2 separate regions of the Homo sapiens genome follow, and region 1 is linked to region 2. The links are chromatin contacts, found by Hi-C or POLR2A ChIA-PET in ENCODE. All regions are on one chromosome and are shown on one strand. Each heading gives the region's core, a stretch centred on a gene start or an enhancer-like site at or near the end of the contact. The rest is flanking DNA. Distances are from core to core; before and after follow the strand shown.

Region 1 (4,719 bases), core at 1,126-3,625, 670 kb after region 2:
TCTCTATGACCAATCACAACCAGTTAGAAAACTGTAACAGGCAAAAATATTTCCTTCGTAACAGTTATAATAAATTTACAATATTTTAAGGAATCTGTAGACCTATATAAAAACTATAAATCATTTTACTGAGAGCCAAATAGACTTGATAAGTAAAGATAACATGTTCCTGTGTGGGAAGATACAGTATTATAACAATGGGATTAATTAATTATAGAGCTTAATGAATTTTCATTTGAAATCCCAACAGGATTTCTTTACAGTGAGAACTTTGTGTAACTCTAAAGTTCATTTAGATGTATAAAATTCAATAATATATAAGAAAAAAGAGTAATTAGGGAGGATGAATTGTATATTCAAATATTAAAATACATACCAGAACTAAAATCATGTTTTAAAACTGTTTTACTGGCCCCCAAACTGGTAGCTTAATATGCGGCCCAAAAACCGATGCTGGAATATACAAGAATATAGTAAAATAATAAAGGTGATTTCCAAAGTCAGTAGGGTAAAAAATAAATATTCAGTAAATGGTACAGGAATAAAATTTCCAAATTTAGCTATTTGTGTAAAAAAAATTCATTGACTACCATATACCAAAATAAATAAGAAATGGATAGTTAAATGTAAAAAAGAAATAATCAATTAGAAAAAAATTATTAGAATATTTCTCTATTTTCAGGATAAAGAAGGAATTTCTGAAGTTAAAATAAAAATGTTAATAAAGCATTATTTGATTATATAAAAATATAAAACTGTGAAGCTAAAATGAGAAAGCAAACAATAACTAGGAAGCTTATTAGTTAACAACACAATCTTTATTTTTTCATTTTTTTTACTTATTTTTTTATTTCTAGAGGCAGGGTCTTACTCCATTGCCCAGGCTGGAGGGCAGTGGCGTGGTCAGAACTTTGAACTGCTGGGCTTAAGCAATCCTCCTGCCTCAGCTTCCTGAGTAGCTAAGACTACAGGTGTGCACCATCACACCTGGCTAATTAAAATTTTTTTTTTGTAGAGACAGGATCTTGCTATGTTGCCCAGGCTGTTCTGGAACTCCCAGTCTCAAGTGATGCTTCTGTCTAGGCCTCCTACAGTGCTGGGATTTTAGGTGTGAGTCACTGTGCCATGCCACAATCTTCATAATATATATGAAGAATTCAAAAAAATTTTTAAACCCTAAAATCCCAATAAGGAAATAGTCAAAGACCAATTATCAGGAAAAAATACAAATTACTAATAAACATGAACGTATGTTCAACATCACCAGCAATCAAATAAATGTGTTTTTTTTTTTTTTTTTTTTTTTGGAGACAGAGTCTCACTCTGTGGCCCAGGTTGGAGTGCAGTGGCACTATCTTGGCTCACTGCAACCTCTGCTTCTGGGGTTCAAGCGAGTCTCACGCCTCACCTCCCAAATAGCTGAGATTACAGGCGTGCACCACCACACTGGCTAATTGGCTAATTTTTTGTATTTTTAGCAGAGACGGGGTTTTGCCACGTGCCCAGGCTGGTCTCGAACTCCTGAGCTCAGGTAATCCGCCCACCTTGGCCCCCCAAAGTGCTAGGATTACAGGCATGAGCCACTGTGCCCGGCCAAATAAATGTTAATTAAAATAATGAGATAACATTTTTCACGTAACAGGGCCTCATTCTGTCTCCCAGGCTTGAGTGCAGTAGCATGATCACAGCTGACTGCAGCCTCGACCTCCCAGGCTCAGGTGATCTCCCATCTCAACCTCCTGGGTAGCTGGGACAACAGGTGCACACCATCATGCCAAGATAATTTTTTTATACTTTTTGTAGAGACAGGGTTTTGCTATGTTGCCCAGGCTGGTCTTGAACTCCTGGGCTCAAGCAATCCTCCTGCTCCAGCCTCCCAAAGAACTGGGATTACAGGCATGAGCTACCATGGCCAGCCTGAAAGATCTTTAAGATAAATTTCAGTTTTGGCCAAAGAGTAGCAAAACAGGAACCCTCACATGTTCTGAAAAGAATGTAAATAGAAACCGCCTTCGTGCAAAGCCCTTAGCTGTATGTTTCAAAGTCTTTCATTCTTTCACTTCACAAATTCAATGTCCATTAGGTGCTCAGCCCATGATGAGACGTGGCCCTTGCCCTCACAGAAGTGACCTTCTTGAGGGGAAGAGACTTTAAACAGGTAATTATACAACCATGTGATTACAACTGTGCTAAGTGTTACTAAGAAATACAAAGTGTTCTGAGGTAATTGAATAGTCACACCTGATTTGGGGTATGGGGAAGGATAGATTTGGTCAGGAAAAATGACATTTAAGCTAAGATCTGACAGAAGGAGATGAATTATTTAGGTAAAGTAGGGGGAAAGGGAAGTGAGAAAAGAGAGGCTAGACACAGGGAACTACATACACATGCAAAGGCCCTGAAGTAGGAAGAAACAAAGCCCTGGAAATACAGAAACTGAAAAATGCTTGTCTGGCCTGAGCTCAGGGACAGAAATGATGCTGGGCCTTCCACACCACAATGGACATTTTGGTCTTTAGCCTAAGCGTAACTGGAAGCCATTTAAGTGTTTTAAGCAGAGAAATAAGATTAGATTTGTTTTCCTAAAAGTCATCTCTGGCTTCAGTATGAGGAATGGTGTGGGAAGGGAGGGCAAGGGGTGCAGAGAGACTAGGATGAGGCCACGCAACTATGGAGGTGAGAGACAGCGAGCAGGGTAACGCCCACTAGAGGATGGCTGTGGAGACAGACAGAAGCAGGCAGATGCTAGATATTTAGGATGTAAGTCACTGAGTCACAAGACACCATTCAAGACAGGCAATCAGAATGATTCAGAAGTTCTGGTGTAAGAAGCTTCACAGATAGTGTTGCTACTGATGATAATGCTCATATCCTTTGATCCAGTAACTCTCCTTCTAGGTATCAATCCTAAGGAAGTAATCAGAAACTGACAAAATCTGTTTGCAAAGATGTTCACTACAGTCTTTTTAAAATTTAAAACTTGTAAGCAATCTAAATCATCAAAACTTTAAAATAAATTATGATACTACCAAACAATGAAATATTACGTAGCCATTGAAAAATCATACAATCTCAAGAGAAGCTGCTCAGAGTAAAAGAAAAAAAAAAAGCAAGCTGTGAAAATTAATATAACTTTATTTTTAAAATACAAAAAGGCCTACATGGGCATACCTCAAAATATAACTAGTGATTATCTCTGGGTAGTGGGACCTTTGCAAGTCATATACTTAATAAGGGTAGTATCCAGAATATATAAAGAACTCTTATAACTCAATAATAAAAAGACAAAAACAATTAGAAAATGGGCAAAGGATTTGAATAGACATTTTTCCAAAGAAGACATACAAATGGCCAACACACACATAAAAAGATGCTCAACATTATTAGTCATTAAGGAAACACAAATCAAAACTATAATAATACTTCCCATACACTAGAATAGTTATAATTTTTTTTTCTTTTTTTTTGTACTTTTAGTAGAGACGGGGTTTCACCATGTTGGCCAGGCTGGTCTCAAACTCCTGACCTCGTGATCCACCCGCCTTGGCCTCCCAAAGTGCTGGGATTACAGGCGTGAGCCACTGCGTCCGGCCTAGAATAGCTATAATTTTTAAAATGGAGTGTTGGCAAGGATGTGGAAAAAACTGGAACTCTCATACATTGAAGGTGAGAATATAAAATGATGCAGCTGCTTTGGAAAACGGTTTCTCAAAATGTTAAACACAGAATTACTGTATGACCCAGCAATTCTACTCCAAGAGAAATGAAAATACATGTCCACACAAAAACATGTACATGAATGTTCATAGTAGCATTATCTGTAATAGCCAAAAAATGGAATGACTCAAACGTCCATCAACTGAATAGATAAATAAAATGTACATATTTGTACAACAAAATATTATTTGGCAATAGAAAGAATTGAAGTACTGATATGTATTACAACATGGATGAACCTTCAAAACATACTAAATGAAAGAAGCCAGGCACAAAAGGGCCAATAGTGAATGATTCCACTTATATGATATATTCTAAGTAGTCAAATTCATAGACACAGAAAGTAAATCAGTGGTTGCCAGGGCCTGGGGTAAGGCAGAATGGAAAATGATGGCTTAAGGGGTACTGGGCTTATTTATGGGATAATAGCAATATTCTAGAATTAGATAGTAGTGATGATTGTACAATATTGTGCATATACTAACAACCAATGAATTGCATACTTTTAAATGGCTAAAATGCTAAATTTTATGTTATGTGGATTTTATTTAATAAAAAAGAACATCGTCTTTACTAAAAGCTCAGAGTCATTTCTCACAACCTCAGAGAGTTATTTTCCTTTTTTTTGTGCTTAAGTATTAACTTGAAAATGTCAAATTACTGTGTCTTATCTATAAAATGGGATAACAGCAGCTCTGTCCTAAGGTTTTAGGAAGATTAAGAAAGCTAATACCGTATGTGCAAAGTATTCACAATAGTGCCTGAAACAATAGCTTTAAATAAATATTAGCTATTGGTAGTATTGTGTACTTGGAGTCTAACTAGAATGTGAAAAAATTACTATTTCTATTTTTCTCCAAATTAGTGCCTAACAGACACTTCAGTGAGAGGCAGATTTCTTTGACTAAAATCAAGAAAGAAAAGGCACAATTTGATTTTTATGTTATTGCTGCTGGTCTAAATTGAATTTTAAACAGTTTGGTCTCTGATTATAATGAGATG
Region 2 (4,632 bases), core at 1,025-3,524:
CTGGCAATAAGCACCTGGGAGTTATTAGCTTTTACTTGACAGTTGAATCCGTGGGGCTAGAGGAGAAAAACCAGGAAAGTATGGAGAATAAGAAGACCAAGAACATGCACTCAAGGTTACCAAAATTAAAGAGTGATTTGAGAAAATTAACAAGGAAATCAGAGATTGGGAAAGAATAGAGCATTTCAATGAGGAGAGATGCCAACACTTGCATTTGACACAGCGGTCAAATGAGTTGAGATCTGAAAAGAGCTCAAGCCTTGGCCATGGTGTGAAGTCACCAACAACCTTTGTCAGGGAGTTTCAGTAGAGAGGTGGGGGTGGGAGGCTGGGAATAAAGGCAGCAATTGCTGCTTACTCTTTCAGGGAGTTTGACTCCAAGGGAAAGAGAAACTAAAAGCAGTAGCACAAGGTTTGTGTTTGAAGTAATGGAGGTGAACCAGGTGAATAGCCTGGAGGCCGAGTGAAGTGAGACAGGACACTGCAGATTTGGAATGTCACCAGTCCGCACAACTGAATAATTTCCTCCAGAACTGCTCAATTGCCCAGTTGTAAGAACAGATATGTAGACCAAAAGTAGAGTGTCCCCAGGGTAAATTTTATAGAGACAAAGGGGTGTGTTTATTGAAGTTGTGGAAAGGAATAATTACAAAGACATACTATTGTTGCATTGTCCAATATAATAACCACTAGCCATATGTGACTACTTAAATTTCAATTAATTAAAATTAAATAAGATTAAAAATTCATCTTCTCAGTCATACTAGCTATGTATCAATTGCTCAATAGCCACAGGGGCTGGTGGCTATCATATTGTTCAGCACAGAGACAGAGCATTTCCATTATCACTAAGAGTTCTTGTGGAAAACACTGCACTACAGGGTCTGGATAAAGCTGAGGTCTTGATTAAGTTGAACAACAGTTGTAGAAGGAGTAAGCAAGAGCAAAACCTGGATGAATAGGAGGTTGTGGACGGAGATTAGTATATTGAGATTAAGATTCTAGGGACTGAGCTGCTCCAGGTGAAAAGTTTCAGGGTTATGTCATAAGAAGGTGGGGGGCAGCTGCTGAAATAGTCTGCGGGTGTAGACCTGTGGAGTTGACAAGATCAAAGAAATTTGAGGCAAGGTTGTTAGACTCATTCATGAAGAAGTCACCCAAATTGTTAGCAAGACCTTGCATCTAATGCCAAAATCCTCATTTAGCAAGGTGGTAGTGACTTAGTAGCTACAAGCAATGAGAAAGTCAGACACCTCAAAAGGGGAAGGTGTTGCTCAAAGTCCCCACAAAGTGTGATAAAACAAACAGTAGCTGGGGCTGGAGCAAGTGGCTTCCTTTGGGTGAAGCCAGATTTCACTGAAATAATAACCTCAGGGAAACAGTCAATGAAGGGGTTAAAGATGTGGGAGAGTTTCCTTGTAGTAAGTAATGGAATGAGGCTTTCAAAGGGCCAAGTAAAACTTTGGAGGAAGTTTAGTAAAAGAAGGAATTTTTTTTAGTACAGATAAGCATAGGAACATAAAGAAGAGATAATTCTTAAACATATAAGATATGCATTTGGGGATAGCAGCCAGGGAACACTGAAGTCCCAGTGGGGTCAGAGACTTCATAAGGCTAGCAAATTACAGTTTTTGAGTGGCATTCCAACAGTAGAGTGTATTGCTCAGGAAGTCCTTAATTATCCTTTGAAACAAATTCCTTCAGCTGATTACGAAGGCATCTAGCTGGATTCTTGAGCGACTTGTTCCTGACATCATAGCAACCCATTGTAACTAGACTTCGACCATTCCTCTTACCCAAGTGCTGGGGAAGGGAGAGATTCTCAATGCTTACCCACCTATGGAATCCCAGTAAGTCCAGTTGCTAGGTGGCTTGAGGTCTGGGGTCATAAAATGGAAGGCCTGAAGTCATTTGGTGATCACAGACCTTGAGCCAAACTTTCCCCATTTAGTCAGAGAAAGGATTAGCAGCATCCCCCATGCCTGGCTCTGTGTGAGATCATGGAAGCCAGTGGTTGGTGAGGTGCTATGGAGTATAAATTGCAAAATACTTTCAGTTCCACTCAGAATGGATTTCAAAGTGATTTCCACCCCATGGGGAGGAGAGGGAGTCTGAGGAGGGATGGATGGAAAAAAAATTTTCATGTCATTTTCTGTGATCCACTCTGGAGACAGAGGCAGAGATTCTCTACAACAGCTGCTCAAACTATAGCTCTTGTTAAAATGGAGGTTCTGAATCAGTAAGTCTTGGGTGGGGCCAGAGATTCCGTGTTTCAGACCAGCCCACATGTGACGTGAATCTCATTGGTCCATACATCACACTTTCAGTTGCTAGGTGAAGAAGGGAGCACTCGATGAGTGGAAGAGAAAGCCGTTGTAATCTTTGGGAGAAGGGGCCTGGGTCAGCGGAGTTAGACTGGTCTGTGAGTGGACAGAATGGATGGGAAGGAAAGAAGATACTGTGAGGCTCTACAGAAAAAAAAAAAAAAAAAAATATATATATATATATATATATATATATGTAAATCAAGAAGACAGAAGCAGCTAAAGACGAAGTCATTTCCAGGTCCAGAAGGCACAACTGACAGCTGAGTAATAACATAACATTGACTGTTAATTGGCAGAATTTTTAACTGTGTGTTTGGTTTCTCCATCAGGTCATCTGTCCTATATTACATGACAATTTAGACTAAAACCAGTATTTCCTCAGAGACAATGCTAGAAGCTTTTACAGTAGGGGGCACTCTTGCATTACATTAAGAGCTCAGCAAAGAAGATGCAGAAGCCTCAGGTTTGCCTTGTAAGGTGATTCATAAACACACTAAATCTTCCTTAGGTCTCCCTTTCACTGTCAGGGTACGCATATAGATTTTCCTTCCTCCCTCCAATACCGGTACGCATCCTCTACAGGTGGTGCATTTTATACCTCAAGTACTTCACAGGGTCCTAGTGAGTGTAGTGAAATAGGCAGTGATTCATATTTGTGCAAACTCCCACTGATGCCTGCTGTCTGCTTCCCTAAGAGTTCAAGACCACCACCAACCCCTTGATTATGTGTTCTCACTGGGCCACTCTGTACACAGTTTAGTTTGACAAGTGCATGTCACTGTTATCTGTCCTTCTATTCCCTCTTTCAAGAGAAACCACATCAATTTAATTACTCCCCCACTTAGAACTCTTCAAATGAAGCTCCTCTCATCTCTCTCATCAACCCATCTCCTCCCTTTCCTCCTCAATGTCAACATGCCTTCACATAAATCCTGAATGATGAAATTTTATTTAGAACTTACACTAACTTCCTCTCCAAGGTGGCATCTAACTTCATATTAAGTAAGAAACAGCCTTCCCACTCTCCACCCCCGCACTTCTCACCCACCACTGCTTACTTTTTTTTTTTTTTTTTTTTTTTTTTTGCCAAGTCTCAAGTAATTCTGTAACCTAGAAAAGGTCCTACACAAACCCCGTGATCATTCACATTTAAGTAGTTGGGTGGCCCACATCCTTCCCACAAACCCCAAAGTGTCCTCAAGGACTAAAGCCTTTCTCTCAACCCTTCCAGCATGATGTCTATGGTTGTAAAATTGTCCAGGGTCAGTGCATACTGGGAGCAGCAAGTTTGTGGTGCCTGGGGTTTCCCCAATACTCCCAAAGCACATCCTCACCTGCCCATCTATGATTCATTTTCAGCATTTCACTCATGTGCCTTAAATGGTCATTGACCACCACAATCCGAAAACAGCCATCAAATTTGCCCAGTTCTCTTTCTGATCTCTGAAAGAGCTTAGAGAGGTCACTGAAAATAAAGGCCTTGGTTCACTATCGAAGTCATTTCTAAAGCATTTGACATCCTTGGAAGTGCTGGCCATGGGAGCAGCAGTCATAGGGGAAGTTCTGTAAAGGGAGCTATTTGAATTTCAAAGATGTTACTCAACGTGATTCCCCAACTAATGAAGTATAATAAAGGGGGGCTATAATTTATTACCATTATCAGCAATCTTTTCACCATAGCAGACCAAGGAATATGTGGATGGGAGGGGAGGGGAAAGCTTTTGGTGATGGTGTAGAAGTTATGGAACCTGTAACAGCTACAGTGATGAAAACTAAAATTAAGGTTATAGGAAGGTAACTGGTGGGTGAATGGGTTGTCTAACTCTACTGGTTTTTCCCTGTCTTGCAATTTAAATTCACAGAACCACAGTACTAGAAAGACCCTTGGAACATTTAGTCAACCACTTCATTAATCAGATGAGGAAACTGAGGCTCATAAAGATTGCAGTTTGTACAAGGCCACACATTTAGTCAGCGGTGAAGCAAGGACAAAGGTCCTAATCTCCAGATGCCAAGCAGATGTGCACAGTTCCAGAGCTTAATATCTTATTCTTCAGCATGATTACTGATAAGATAGTATCTGGGTATTGTATAAAGAGAAATGGAGGTTTTTTCCCCTTTCCTCTTGTTTCTCCCTCCCTAATCCTTAACCTTCTTTTTTAGGTGCTGCTCCTCTGAAGATTCAAGCTTATTTCAATGAGACTGCAGACCTGCCATGCCAATTTGCAAACTCTCAAAACCAAAGCCTGAGTGAGCTAGTAGTATTTTGGCAGGACCAGGAAAACTTGGTTCTGAATGAGGTATA

The links. A loop is a pair of places that touch in the nucleus more often than their neighbours do. ChIA-PET counts read pairs that join two places held with the same protein, here RNA polymerase II (POLR2A). Pooled maps may share reads with other maps.
Region 1: a pooled map shows a loop between it and region 2 (4-fold over the local background). The contact joins two enhancer-like sites. A Hi-C loop is called at or near these places in 1 of 37 single-sample maps with no recorded cell type and 2 of 50 pooled maps. POLR2A ChIA-PET finds 5 or more read pairs at or near these places in 1 of 52 experiments (activated B cell).

Annotation. Positions count from the first base shown.
Region 1 is chr3:122,772,021-122,776,739 of GRCh38, forward strand. All of the region lies in intron 2 of HSPBAP1 (HSPB1 associated protein 1), which reads right to left. Among named protein-coding and RNA genes, the nearest start is that of HSPBAP1, 19 kb to the right of the region's middle. Within about 2 kb of position 2,376, at least 3 of the 41 ENCODE cell types and tissues checked have a DNase peak (open chromatin) inside an H3K27ac peak, as active enhancers do.
Region 2 is chr3:122,099,022-122,103,653 of GRCh38, forward strand. CD86 (CD86 molecule) reads left to right here. Exons shown (of 7, transcript NM_175862.5): 3 at 4,491-4,632. Among named protein-coding and RNA genes, the nearest start is that of CD86, 46 kb to the left of the region's middle. RefSeq lists an enhancer at 2,039-2,228. Within about 2 kb of position 2,275, at least 3 of the 41 ENCODE cell types and tissues checked have a DNase peak (open chromatin) inside an H3K27ac peak, as active enhancers do.